Regions from separate parts of the Homo sapiens genome. Here region 1 is linked to region 2. Evidence: chromatin contacts called from ENCODE Hi-C or POLR2A ChIA-PET data. All regions are on one chromosome and are shown on one strand. The core of a region is the stretch at or near the end of the contact, and the rest is flanking DNA. Distances in the headings are between cores, read along the strand shown. Region 1 has its middle 43 kb from the start of RBMX. Region 2 holds the start of CD40LG (CD40 ligand).

The links. A loop is a pair of places that touch in the nucleus more often than their neighbours do. ChIA-PET counts read pairs that join two places held with the same protein, here RNA polymerase II (POLR2A). Pooled maps may share reads with other maps.
Region 1: a loop to region 2 is called in a pooled map, with 3 times the contacts of the local background. The contact joins the enhancer-like site here to the promoter of CD40LG in region 2. A Hi-C loop is called at or near these places in 7 of 50 pooled maps. POLR2A ChIA-PET finds 5 or more read pairs at or near these places in 3 of 52 experiments (activated CD4-positive, alpha-beta T cell, activated T-cell and naive thymus-derived CD4-positive, alpha-beta T cell).

Annotation. Positions count from the first base shown.
Region 1 is chrX:136,920,421-136,927,433 of GRCh38, reverse strand. No RefSeq gene overlaps it. Among named protein-coding and RNA genes, the nearest start is that of RBMX, 43 kb to the right of the region's middle. RefSeq lists an enhancer at 2,077-2,216. Within about 2 kb of position 1,818, at least 2 of the 41 ENCODE cell types and tissues checked have a DNase peak (open chromatin) inside an H3K27ac peak, as active enhancers do.
Region 2 is chrX:136,646,417-136,653,445 of GRCh38, reverse strand. CD40LG (CD40 ligand) reads right to left here and starts at 5,288. Exons shown (of 5, transcript NM_000074.3): 1 at 5,042-5,288; 2 at 3,049-3,180. The coding sequence starts at 5,197.

The DNA.
Region 1 (7,013 bases), core at 569-3,068, 280 kb before region 2:
CAAATCCATAACTAAACACATAATGAAACTGCATGAGACCATCTAAAGAAAGAGGTTCCTAAAAAGTGTGGATATAGGCTGGGCACAATGACTCACACCTGTAATCCCAGCACTTTGAGAGGCCAAGGCAGGTGGATTATCTGAGGTCAGGAGTTTGAAACCAGCCTGGCCAACATGGTGAAACCCCATCTCTACTAAAAATACAAAATTAGCTGGGCATGGTGGCGCATGCCTGTAATCCCAGCTACTTGAGAGGCTGAGGCAGGAGAATCACTTGAATCCAGAGGTGGAGGTTGCAGTGAGCCAAGATTGTGCCACTGCACTCCAGCCTGGGCAACAAAGCGAGACTCTGTCAAAAAATAATAGTAAAATTAAAAAATAAATAAAAAGTGTAGACATAGGCTGAGTGTGGTGGCTCACGCCTGTAATCCCAGCACTTTGGGAGGCCGAGGCGGGTGGATCAAAAGGTCAGGAGTTCGAGACCAGCCTGACCAATATGGTGAAACCTCGTTTCTACTAAAAAAACAAAAATTAGCCAGGTGTGATGGCGCATGCCTGTAATTCCAGCTACTTGGGAGGCTGAGGCAGGAGAATTGCTTGTACACAGGAGGCAGAGGTTGCAGTGAGCCAAGATCATGGCATTGCACTCCAACCTAGGTGACAGAGCAAGACTCGGTCTCAAAAACAAACAAACAATATGTTGTACACAAGAGACATATCTAAAACAAAGAGATTCTGAAAACTTAAAAATAGAAGGATAAGCAAAGTTATACCAAGCAAATGCATACAAAAAGAAAGCAAGGCCGGACACGGTGGCTCACGCCTATAATCCCAACACTTTGGGAGGCAGAGGCAGGCAGATCACCTGAGGTCAAGAGTTCAAGACCAACCTGACCAACGTGGACAAACCCGTCTCTACTAAAAATACAAAATAAGCCAAGCATGGTGGCACATGTCTGTAATTCCAGCTACTCAAGAGGCTGATGCCGGAGAATCGCTTGAACCCAGGAGGTGGAGGTTGCGGTGAGCCAAGATTGCGCCACTGCACTCCAGCCTGGGCAACAAGAGTGAAACTCTGTCTCAAAAAAAAAAAAAAAAAAAAAAGGTGGCCTGATTCAGTCATTCCACAATGCAAGCATATATCAAAACAGCATGTTGTACACCGTAAATATAAACACTTTGTCAACTTTAAAAGTAAAAATTAAAATTAAAAATAAAACAGGCCGGGAACAGTAGTTCACGCCAGTAATCCCAGCACTTTGGGAGGCCAAGGCAGGTGGATGACCTGAGGTCGGGAGCTCGAGATCAGCCTGGCCAACATGGCGAAACCCCATCTCTACCAAAAATACAAAAATTAGCCATGCATGGTGGCAGGTGCCTGTAGTCCCAGCTACTCTGGAGGCAGAGTCAGGAGAATCACTTGAACCTGGGAGGCAGAGGTTGCAGTGAGCTGAGATTGTGCCAATGCACTCCAGCCTGGGCGACAAGAGCGAAATTCCATCTCAATAAATAAATAAATAAATAAATAAAAATATGTTTCTTAAAAAAGAAAATAAGGAGGTGGGACTTCCTTCTTGGCCCAAGACATGGTAGAATAACAAAGACCAGATTTACCCTCCTACTTACACAACTTTAAAAATGAGTAAAATATGTAAAGCAACAGTTTCCAAACATTGGACAAGAAATATAAGAGTGATCACCTAGGGAAGGGGAACAAATAAGATAAGCCCTACTATTGCCTCCAGCTTACTTCCTAGATAAAATTTCCAGGCTGTGACACAGGGAAAAGGTATCCATGCACAGCCCTGCAGTCTCCTAGGGTTGAGAAAACAAAGTTCAAAGTCCAGGGAGGCCAAAGGCACTAGAATTCATGGAGCAGAGGACCAGAGAGAACAGAGCTGCACACAGATAAGTTTCTGGAAATATGTAGAGTTTTCCTTATCTGGTCCGTACATGCGTGTAAGGTGTGTCTGTTATTGATATATTGCCTCTCAGCTCCAAATTCATGAGTTTTGCCCCCCATGAAAATAATTCAGACCCTTTAAATAGTTTACCTCTACAAACTGGCACTAAAGCAGGTTTGTCAGTAGAGGGCGCTGGAGAGACATCGCAAGGGAAAGGGTTTATTTCCTGGTTGATCTTGGCTCACTCCACAGGCTTCTGTTTTCTTTCAGCATGCTGCAGCCCCTAATGAATGAATGAACCCAGGTATCACAACAAAAAAGAGAGACAAAAAAAATCATGTGCCTCCTGATGAAAGAACACAACTGCCACCTCACCTTCTCAAAGAAGCCAAACCTGAATCTGATCAAGCCACTGGATCCAGCTGCCAATTTGCAGGAAATATAGGACACAGGAACATGCACAATGGATTGGATTGAATGATACAGGGATGGACAGATATGTGATAAATCAAATAGAGCAAAATGGTAATTGCAGAATATAAATGTTGGATAGATGAGTGTCCACTATATAATTCTATTTTTTTTTTTTTTTTTTTTGAGACAGGGTATCACTCTATCACCCAGACTGGGGTGCAGTTGTGCTATCACAGCTCACTGTAGCCTCAGCCTCCTGGGCTCAAGCGATCCTCCCACCTCAGCCTCCTGAGTAGCTGGGACTACGGATGCATGCCACCATGCACCAATTTTTAAAAACTTTTTGGAGAGATGGGGTCTTGCAATATTGCCCTGGCTGATCTCCAACTCCTGGGCACAAACGATCCTCCCACCTTAGCCTCCCAAAGTGCTGCGATTATAGGCGTGAGCCACTGCGCCTGGCCCACCCAAGTTTTCTGTTTGAAAATGCTCATAGTAAAATGTTGACAAAAGACATATAAAAAGTCAAGTTTAAACTATACTGTGGCTAGGCGTGGTGGCTCACACCTGTATTCCCAGCACTTTGAGAGGCCAAGGTGGGCAGATCATCTGAGGTCAGGAGTTCAAGAGCAGCCTGGCCAACCTGGTAAAACTCCATCTCTACTAAAAATATGAAAATCAGCCAGGCACGGTGGTGTGCGCCTGTAATCCCAGCTATTTGGGAGTCTGAGGCAGGAGAATCACTTGAACCCAGAAGGTGGAAGTTGCATGAACCGAGATCGCGCCACTGCACTCCAGCCTGGGCAACAGAGCAAGACTCCATCTCAAATATAAAAATAAAATATAGTGTCTAGGGAAGTATATTTAGGTGGTGAAACTACAAAAGAAACTCAAGGAAGTGATTAGTATAAAAGTTACAATAGTGGTTACTTTGGGAGAAAGCAGCATGTTGTAAATGGGCAGGGACACATGGAATCCTTCTGAGGTACCTGGCCAAATTCTATTCTTGGCCCTGTTGTGGTTTACGAAGGTGTCCCCCTTGTAATTATTCATTAAATGCTATTTCTGTTCTCTGTGGCTTTCTGTCTGTATTTTACAACAAAAGGGTTGTTTTTTTAAAAGTCCGTATCCTTTGACCCAGCAACCACTTTAGGATAATTATTAATTACTAATTACCCTAAAGTAATTATCAGTAGAGAATCGTTTAAGCCCAGGAGTTGGAGACCAGCCTGAACAACGTTGTAAGACCCCACCTCTACAAAGTCCGTATCCTTTGACCCAGCAAATAATTAGTAATTATCCTAAATAATTAAGACTACATAGATGGCTGTACAACAATAGCTGTCATTTATTGAGTGCCTACTATGTATTAAACACTGCTCTAGCACTTTACAAGTATTATCCTATTTATCCTTGTAACAACCCTGTGTATTACAGTACACACGATTCTTTTTTAGAGACGGAGTCTCACTCTGTTGCCAGGCTAGAATGCAGTGGCGCAATCTTGGCTCACTGCAACTTTGGAGGCCTCAGCCTCCCGAGTAGCTGGGACTACAGGCACGCACCACCACGCCCAGCTAATTTTTATAGTATACGCTATGATTATTTCCATTTTACAGATGAGACTAAAGAGGTGAAAGAACACTGATTATTTCCATTTTACAGATGAGACTAAAGAGGTGAAAGAATGTTGACCACATCATTATTAATAAAAAATATGGGTCAGGCACAGTGGCTCACGCCTACAATCTCAGCACTTAGGGAGGCCGAAGCAGGTGGATCACTTGAAGTCGGAAGTTCGAGACCAGCCTGGCCAACATGGCAAAATCCTGTCTCTACTAAAGATACAAAAATTAGCCGGGTGTGGTGGCACATGCCTGTAATCCCAGCTACTTGGTAGGCTGAGGCACGAGAATCACTTGAACCCCGGAGGCAGAGGTTGCAAGTGAGCCAAGATCACACCACTCGCATTCCAGCCTGGGCAACAGAACAAGACTCTGTCTCCAAAAAAATAAATAAATAACAAATATAGATATAGATATAAAATATGTATTATATATATATGAACATGGAAAGAAGTCCATCATAAACTTCTCAGTAAAGACATAAAAGATCACATACATACATATATAAAATCTCACATGAAGTTATACACAGTATACATAAAAAAAATTTATTAAAATTGGAGAGGATTACGAGGAGACTCTTGGAACTCTATACCAAATAAAGAGTTTTGTAGGAGGTTTTCACAAGCCTATACTACTTTTGTAATTGTAAAAACCATAATGTTTCATAATAAGGAGGTGTGAGGTGGGGGTCTCAAAGATCCAGAGACCTACCTGGATCTCTGGCATGGTAGTGTGTCCAGAAATGGTGGGTTCTTGGTCTCACTGACTTCAAGAATGAAACCGCGGACCCTCGCGGTGACCGTTACAGTTCTTACAGGCGGTGTGTCTGGAGTTTGTTTCTTCTAGACGTTCGGATGTGTCCGGAGTTTTTTCCTTCTGGTGGGTTCATGGTCTCGCTGGATCAGGAATGAAGCTGCAGACCTTCGCGGTGAGTGTCACAGATCTTAAGGCGGTGTGTCTGGAGTCGTTCATTCCTCCCGGTGGGTTCCTGGTCTCACTGGCTTCCAGAGTAAAGCTTCAGACCTTCACGGTGAGTGTTACAGCTCATAAAGGCAGTGTGGACCCAAAGAAAGCAACAGGAAGATTTATTGCAAAGAGCAAAAGAACAAAGCGTCCACATCATGGAAGACAACCGAAGCGCCTTGCCACTGCTGGGTCCGGCAGCCTGCTTTTATTCCCTTATCTGGCCCCACCCACATCCTGCTGATTGGTCCATTTTACTGAGAGCTGATTGGTCTGTTTTACAGAGCGCTGATTGGTCCGTTTTGACAGGGTGTTGATTGGTGCATCTATAATCCCTGAGGTAGACTCAAAAGTTCTCCACGTCCCCACTAGATTAGCTAGATACGGAGTGTCGATTGGTGCATTCACAAACCCTGAGCTAGACACGGGGTGCTGATTGGTGTGTTTAAAAACCTTGAGCTAGATACAGAGTGCCAATTGGTGTATTTACAATCCCTTAGCTAGACATAAAGGTTCTCCAAGTCCCCACCAGAGTAGCTAGATACAGAGTGTCCATTGGTGCATTCACAAACCCTGAGCTAGACACAGGGTGCTGATTGGTGTGTTTAACAAACCTTGAGCTAGATACAGAGTGCCAATTGGTGTATTTACAATCCCTTAGCTAGACATAAAGGTTCTCCAAGTCCTCGCCAGACTCAGGAGCCCAGCTGGCTTCACCCCGTGGATCCTGCACCGGGGCCGCAGGTGGAGCTGCCTGCCAGTCCCACGCCATGCACTCGCACTCCTCAGCCCTTGGGTGGTCGATGGGACTGGGTGCCATGGAGCAGGGGGCGGCGCTCGTCGGGGAGGCTCCGGCAGTGCAGGAGCCCATGGCGGGGGGAGGCTCAGGCATGGCGGGCTGCAGGTCCCGAGCCCTGCCCCACAGGGAGGCAGCTAAGGCCCGGCGAGAAGTCAAGCACAGCAGCTGCTGGCCCAGGTGCTAAGCCCCTCACTGCCCCGGGCCGGCGGAGCCAGCTGGCCGCTCTGAGTGTGCAGCCCACCGAGCCCACGCCCACCCGGAAGTCACACTGCTGCTGTTCCTGCCCGCGCCTCTCCTCCACACCTCCCCGCAAGCTGAGGGAGCCAGCTCCTGCCTCAGCCAGCGCAGGAAGGGGCTCCCACAGTGCAGCAGCGGGTTGAAGGGCTCCTCAAGTGCCGCCAAAGTGGGAGCCCAGGCAGAGGAAGCGCTGAGAGCGAGGGAGGGCTGTGAGGGCTGCCAGCACACTGTCACCTCTCAGTAGGCTGAATAGAACAAAAGTAGGTGCCATGGCCGTGGGCCTAAAACATCATCATCTTAGCATCTCAAATCCCCAGAAACACTTCCATCTCCTCAGCCAATAGATATGAGGAGTAACTTTTTTAAAAGTGACAGGAGAGGCCGGGTGCGGTGGCTCACGCCTGTAATCCCAGCACTTTGGGAGGCCGAGGCGGGCGGATCACGAGGTCAGGAGATCAAGATCATCCTGGCTAACACAGTGAAACCCCGTCTCTACTACAAATACAAAAAATTAGCTGGGCATGGTGGCGGGCGCCTGTAGTCCCAGCTACTAGGGAGGCTGAGGTAGGAGAATGGCATGAACCCGGGAGGCAGAGCTTGCAGTGAGCTGAGATCATGCCACTGCATCCAGCCTGGGCAACAGTGCGAGACTCCATCAAAAAAAAAAAAAAAAAGTGACAGGAGTAATTGAAACTTTTGCACTGATCATCTCCTGGGGATGAAGCTATTTATGTTGGCATGAATTTTGAAAAAACTACCTCTAATACAGTGCTAAAACAAGAATGCAGAAACAGCAAATCAAAGTAGATGTACAAACTGAAATTGTATTGCCACAATTCCATAAGCTAAAGTGGTACATGATCAATATAGAAAAATAAGCAGAAGGTCGGGTGCGGTGCCTCACGCCTGTATTCCCAGCATTTTGGGAGGCCAAAGCAGGCAGATCACTCGAGGTCAGGAGTTTAAGACCAGCCTAGCCAACATGGTGTAACCACATCTCTACTAAAAAAATACAAAAATTAACCGGGGCTAGGTGGTGCGTGCCTGTAATCCCAGCTACGCCTGAGG
Region 2 (7,029 bases), core at 4,039-6,538:
ATTTTCACATCTTATGATAATCAAAGTCCTGTGCTCCTTCCCACTCCTGGAATCAGTTGTCTATAGGACCCTTCCTTTTATTTCCTCCTCCAGAAGGAATTTGTGCTGTCACTGTTGAGTGCTGGCTGTAGGCCCAGCTCAGTTGCCAGATTTAAGGGCGTAGTTCATAGAGCCTCCAGGGGAACCTGAGCCTCAGAACACTCACATGGGCCCCAGAGCTTCAACTTTCCATTTGAGCTGAAGCGCGGCACTATGAAGATGTGGTGACAGGAAAATGTTTGTGAGATCACAAGTAAACAAATGACTATTTAGTGTCTTTTCAAAAAGTAGAGTGTGGTGATCAAGGTTGAGATACTTTTAGGCTAAGTTGTTGCATTGGTGTTGAGGCCTGGCCAAGATGAAAACATGAAGTCAGCAAAGCTCGTGTTTCATGAGCCCAGCCTAGCCTTTCCGTGAACTTTCGCCCAACCACACTCCCCAGAGCCTTTTTTTTTTCTTGCTTCACTCCCCACCTCAACTGAAATACTTTTTAAAGTGGACTTTCAGAAAATCCAGAATGGGTTATTTCTCTCTTAGTGGGAGTTCCATGTGGCAGGTATGGACAGGTTGCCCTTTAACTTGAAATAGAAATGCTTTGGCTCTCTCAAAGGCATCGCAGGCATTGGTGGGCAAATAATCATGGAACTGAACATCTAGCAGAGGTGTGGTGGGTTGTAAGTTTTAATATGAAATTATACTATTCAAAATAATACCTCTGCTTACCCTCACTTGAGCCCTGAATACCATCTTTCCCCCAAAATGACAGATTAGTGCTACCTGCCTCCAGAGATAATGAGTTCCTTGTCACTAGAGATGTTCAAACAGAGATTGGATGACCACTTAGTCAGGAGGTGGAGAGAAGACTGAAGTTGTGGATTGAGAATTGGATCTGATGACTTCTAAGACCCCATCAAGACCTGATTCAAAGACTCCAAATTCAAACTTGAGGTTGCTTAGGTGCAGCCAGACTGTGGCCCGGAAAGAAAGCCTACTAACATTAGCTAAGAAAATATGAATCTAATCTGGAGCTATTCTATAATTGTCCTATTGAGTTTTTTCAAAGTCTCGAATTTTGTTTTAGGGTGAGAAATTTGGGGGAAAGCGTATTGGAAAGGGGATCCGTCATTGGGGGAGGATTGGGTAGCTGGAGGACTTTGTATCTACTCATTGTACGTAATCCTAGGTATAGGTGGTGTTGACTAGGGTTCCACACCTGCTGCAGTAGAGACAAGGAGCCTCCTTAGTTGCATGTAAGGAGGAGATCCCTGGGGCCCTGGCTGACATGCCTGAGAAGATCTGCCTTTTAAGAATATGAAACTTTGGAGCTGTCACTTTTTTCATACAAGCATAAGCAGGGAGGCCAAACTGACTGTTTTCTTTACTCCTATCCTCGGTAGCTGATTTTGGGAGCTTTACATACATAGCCAACCTGAAATAATGACGTGAGGAATTGACAATTCAACCGTAAAAGTCTCCGTAAGAAACGAGGGGGACTGACAAGCCACTCTCACTGCCATTGGAGGGAACTGAAGGCTTATCACATAATTGTAGAATGTCAGAGCTGATAGTGCCCTTACAGATAATCTGTCTTCTCATGTTATAGATGACAAAACTGAGGCCCAGAAAGGTGAAGTTATTTACCCAAAGTCACATAGCCAAGCACATTCAGTCTGTTATTTGGATTATTAGCCATTGTTTTGAAAGTGCCTTTATTCACATTTAAACTGGTAACATCTTCCAATACTCTGTAATACTGGCCCAAATCCTCGAAGAACCGAAGAAACTCAAATCATTTTCCTAGCTGGCCAGTCTTGCAAAGAAAGGGTTTAGGAGTTTCATCTAAAGCCTAGATTAGTGTAAAGAACCTGAAAGCAAGCAGCGGATTTGAGCCACATTCTGTTCTCCGTAGGTGACTCAGGAATAAGCTGTTAGAGTCTTCACTAATGAATTAAATGGCACCTCGGTGACAGTACAGGAGGGCAGAAATAAGATCAGAAATAAGATCTTAACCCTTTTACGCCTGCATTAAATTACACATCATCTATATGTGAGAACTAATTCCTGTTGGTTTACCCAGATACCCACCCACCTGGCCCAGAACTGTCCTCAATGTGGAGTGCTGCCTCCTAGAAATGACCCCTAAGTGAGCCGAGGCCCAAGGGTATTTGACTCAGTGTTCTGAAAGGGACATAGGCAGAAAGAACTCTTGATGTTCTGCCTCAGGAGAAAGAGCCCCTAGACCCTATGTCTGTGATGATGGAATTAATGTAAAGGTTCTAAAAATTCTTGTTTTAGGTATCTGTTATAAGCCACAGTCACTGCAGTGACTTCATGCTAGCTACCAGCCTGGTGGGCTAAAAGGCTTTGAACCCTCTGTGCCTCTGGTCATGACCGGCCATAGAGTGGGCGGGCTTCATGAGCAAGTGATATTATATGGAGTCTGGTTTGAGCGACACTGAGAATGTCTATTACTTATTCCCTGCACCTCTCTCCCCAGTAAAAGGGAAAGATCTCACTGTCAGGACACCTAAAATTCCATCATCAGAGAAGCACCAGAGACTGTTACCAGTCTTCAGGTGTCCCTTCACTTGTGGCCTGCTGCCACGGCAGCTGTTGACGGCTATTGCTTCCCTGGGAAATGGGGATCAGACTCTGGGTCCCCAGTGCGAGAGCATCAAGGTTTGGATGGGGAGACACAGCAATGCAAAAACCAAGCTTGGTGGACTTCATCATTTTGCCTAGTGGTAGCTGCATATGTAAGCTGACAAATATGTGTGACTGTGCCCCTAAGGGTGTATTTTCCCCAGAGAGTGTCTTTGTGTTTTTTTTTTTTAACCCCCACACACACACCCATGTATGTGTGTATATCTGCATGCATATATATGTGTGTGTGTGTCTGTGTGTCTGTGTCTATAACCAATCTTTAAACATTGGCATTGTCAGTTTCCCGATCTAGCAAATGTAGTAAAATATTTCAATGACACTTTTACCAGTAATTAAGCTGCTTACCTTCACAAAGCCTTCAAACTGGCTTTTAATCTCCTCACAGTTCAGTAAGGATAAGGATCTTTCTCCTGTGTTGCATCTCTGTATCGTTTTCATGAATACAAAATCTTCATGAAGATTCCTTTCATCTTCTATCTATTTTGGAATAACAAGGATATGATAAATGTCATTCGGAAGGAGAATACAGCTAATGATATCTGCCTCTACATTCATTTCCACGGCATCAACAAGAGGAGGACTTTCAGGCATAAATGGAGAATAATAAGTTATTATATTGGCTGATTGCTATTTTGTATTTGCAGTTTAAAAATCTATAAAAGACAGCAATTAAGATGTCATGTTATCAGAAACTCCAGGTAGAAATCAGAGCTATTCTACTAAATGTTCACTACAAAATGCATATTTTTTCAACATACTATAGCAGCAATATTCTGTAATTGTCACATTTCTCATTGCTTCAGTAATGATTGGTCATTATAAACATCAGCCTAGAAAATAGTTTTCTGCAGAGCTAATTTGCCCACTTCATTTTAGTGTTTGTGATGCAGTGCTTTATAAAAAGAAGTTAATTTGCAATGTGTCAGTTAACGAGTTCTAATTACATCTCTCTCCCTTTTAACTTTAGTATTTGTAGAAAACATTTGCATTTTTAAAGAAATCATCTTTTATCCTCAAAGTAACAAGATATTTTATTTTCCAATGTCTTAGAATAATTAAATGTACAGAATTCACTTGCATTATCAACTAATTTTATACCATTTTCTTGCTTTAAGAGTAGATTTTTTAGATTCAAAACAAGATTCAGTTAGCTGGCAGCTTCTGCTGTAATTAAGAGCACATGTAAATAGTACGGTAAATATCAGTCCACTGAGGTCACTATTGCCCCTTTAGAAGCTAGGCCTATGTCCATACATTTGATTGACAGAGCACATCAGGCCAAACACAAATAACCAACCAGACCAGAAGCCCCCTCTTTTGTCAGCAGTGAAACCTAATATTTGGATAACCCAGTGGATGACTTCAGCCCTCACTACCTCACCTTATCCTGTTAGAAAAATCTCATGACATTAATTCTAGGTCCAGATCCTAAGAGAGGACACTCAAGTATCCCTGATAAAGTGCAATCATCCAGATGCTTTCTAGCCACAGTTCCTGCATCCAGAATTTTAGGAACAGCCAGAAAACTAATCAACTTTCTCCTTTACATCTATGATTGGTATTTTGTCAACACCAGCCAATTATACTCCTCAGTGGAAGTGAAAAAATACATGAAAACAAAATAAGTCCTGATGGTTTTCTTTTCCTAAGAATGCAAAACAGCCTACTAAGTTACTCTGCTCTTTTGTTCCTGCAAGTCTAACCATTTAAAAATGTAAAACATCTCAGAGGGAGACTGAGCATCCTGCAACTACAATCAGTGCTTGTGAAGAATTACACAGAAAATGCTACTTTTACTAAAAGACTGCAAATTCTGGGACTTATCCATGTCTATGTTAATCTGAAGCATTATGAAATTTTAGATCAAATTGACGCTCTTCTTGCCTAGCTGGAAATTTAAAAGAAAAAAGCTGTCTCCATAAAAAAATAGCTTACTTTTAAAGCAGAACTTTAGCAAATAATTATAGCTAGTGCGTACATAGTGCTTACTATGTATCAGACCCCCTCCTAAGCTTTTTACAAGGCTAAACTCACTTAATCTATGAAATGGACACCAATACCATCCCCATTTCTCAGATGTGGAAACTGAGGCACTTGCCCCAGGATAACAGAGATGGTATGGGCAGAGCCAAGATTTGAACCCAGGCAGTCTGACTCCAGATCCCAAGATCCTAACCAGAGACAAGAATATGAGACTTCATTGACTAGGCAACAAACATTATGCCACAAGACCATTCTTCTATTTGGTTTCTACCATCATCCATCATTTGGGTAGAACCAACCTATGAATTAGTAAGGACCCCAAATTTAGTTAATAAAGGCTTGTGGTTCATCTTACCTTGTCCAACCTTCTATGAAGATACACAGCAAAAAGTGCTGACCCAATCATCTGGGTGATAAGAAAAACAGTAAGTAAATACATAAAAATTTTCATGCTGATGGGCAGTCCAGTGGCCGCAGATCGGGGAGAAGTTTGGTTGTATGTTTCGATCATGCTGTGTTAAAGTTGAAATGGTATCTTCTGGCAGAGAAGGTGGCAGAGGCAGCATGAGAAGACTGTCAAAGTGGCCACCTTACTCAGGATTAGTTAAGAGCGCACAATCGTTGCAGCCCACACTTCCTGGAAAATGTGCTTCGTAGTCTTCTCTCCCAGCAAAAACGTTACGTAAAGGTTTTTTGTTTTTTTTTTTTTTTTTAATTATACCCATATCATTCACTTCCAGGCTTTCCTTTTTGTAAGTAAAGAAGAAACAAGTTTCTTCTTCCATATATTCATTCTTGCCTTGAAATGTCATAGACTTCTTAACAGACAATGGCAGTATTTTCCTATCACTGTCTAACTTTTTGGGTTCACCAGTTTCAAGGAAAGTGACAAATTCATCCACCAGCAATAGACTTATTTCAATTTCAATCTTACTAATACGAAGCGGGAACCTGGTATATGGAGAAAGAAACACATGTCAACAAAAGTTTGGATTGATTTTATGACTGGTGTCCCATCAACTAATTGCTTCTCAGAACTTTACTTCTTTAATCACTAAACTCAATGAAAGCCTGGCAGGTTTTCAGGTCAAGTCTACATGGCATAAAGCAAAAAAAGCATGCTGATGGTTATTAAATAAAATTTAGCTGGAAAGATAATGCAAGAAAAATAAATTTTGCAAAGGCAAAGATAAGTAGGGTCTTGAGGGAAATCAGGCCAAGACTCTGGAATTGAAGTTAAAGTAAAAATCGTGACTTGACGTAGCTAAGCTGCCTGTGTACACTGTTCCAATCCATTAGATAATTGTTGATGCTGATGTAACAGTTCAGAATAGGGAAAATAGGCTGCAGTTAAGAGATCTGAATTCTAGTCTTTGCTCTACCAATAAATTGCTATGAGCCTTGGGCAAATCACTTCATCTCTTTAGACCTCAGTTTCCTCATACCCAAAGGAGGCACTTGCACCTGTCTTGCTTATCCTGTAGGTTGCTGTGAAGATCTAATAAAGATGTGCATGGAAGAAATTTGAAACACGTTAAGCAATAAACAATTCTCATCCTGAATTTTTTGGAATTTATTTAGCCTAAGACATGAGTTTAACAAATAATTGCCAACTCCTTACATGTTGGTAAAAACCAAATGAACAATAACAATATTAAAAACACCTTAAGTTTTGACAATGAATTGAATCACTGAAGTGTGTAGGATTACACATTTCTGAAGGGCTTTTGCATCATCTTATCAGATTTCCTTCAAACTAAAAGCAGCTGTGGAAATCCCTACCTCACATCCAAACCTGGTCTAGAAACCATGATAAAATTGCTTTGATGATTCCTATAAAATTGTTTTGAGAGACAAATAGGAAACGTAAAAACTGCTCTGATAGGCATGCTATCTATATAGTTAGCACCTGCTTTCTTCCCCTCCCACGCCCCAGCATCCTGTCCTGGGCCCAGATCTATGTAGCTTTTCACTACATCTGCCAAGTAGGTGGCTTCGATGCACGTGATGAACTTTGATCAGTCAAGTCAGAGGCTTTGGTTCTTAGACAAGTAACCTTAGTTCCACTGAAGGAAAATTATCATGAGAGCCAAAATGGGCTCAAGGACTTCTGCACTGTCAGTTTTATACAACTTGAGAGTGCCAGAGCTGCAGGGGCCCTGCAATCAGCTCAGCCAAGACCCGAGGGAGGGGAGGCTGAAGGTCACAGATTTGTTCACGTGACCAACTTGAAAAAACAGTTGTTGTCCAACCTCCTTGCCTCAACTTCTTGATCCCCAGCCTCCTACAGTCTGACTTCTGCCCACAATATTCCCCTGAAATTGATCCCACCATTATTAGCTC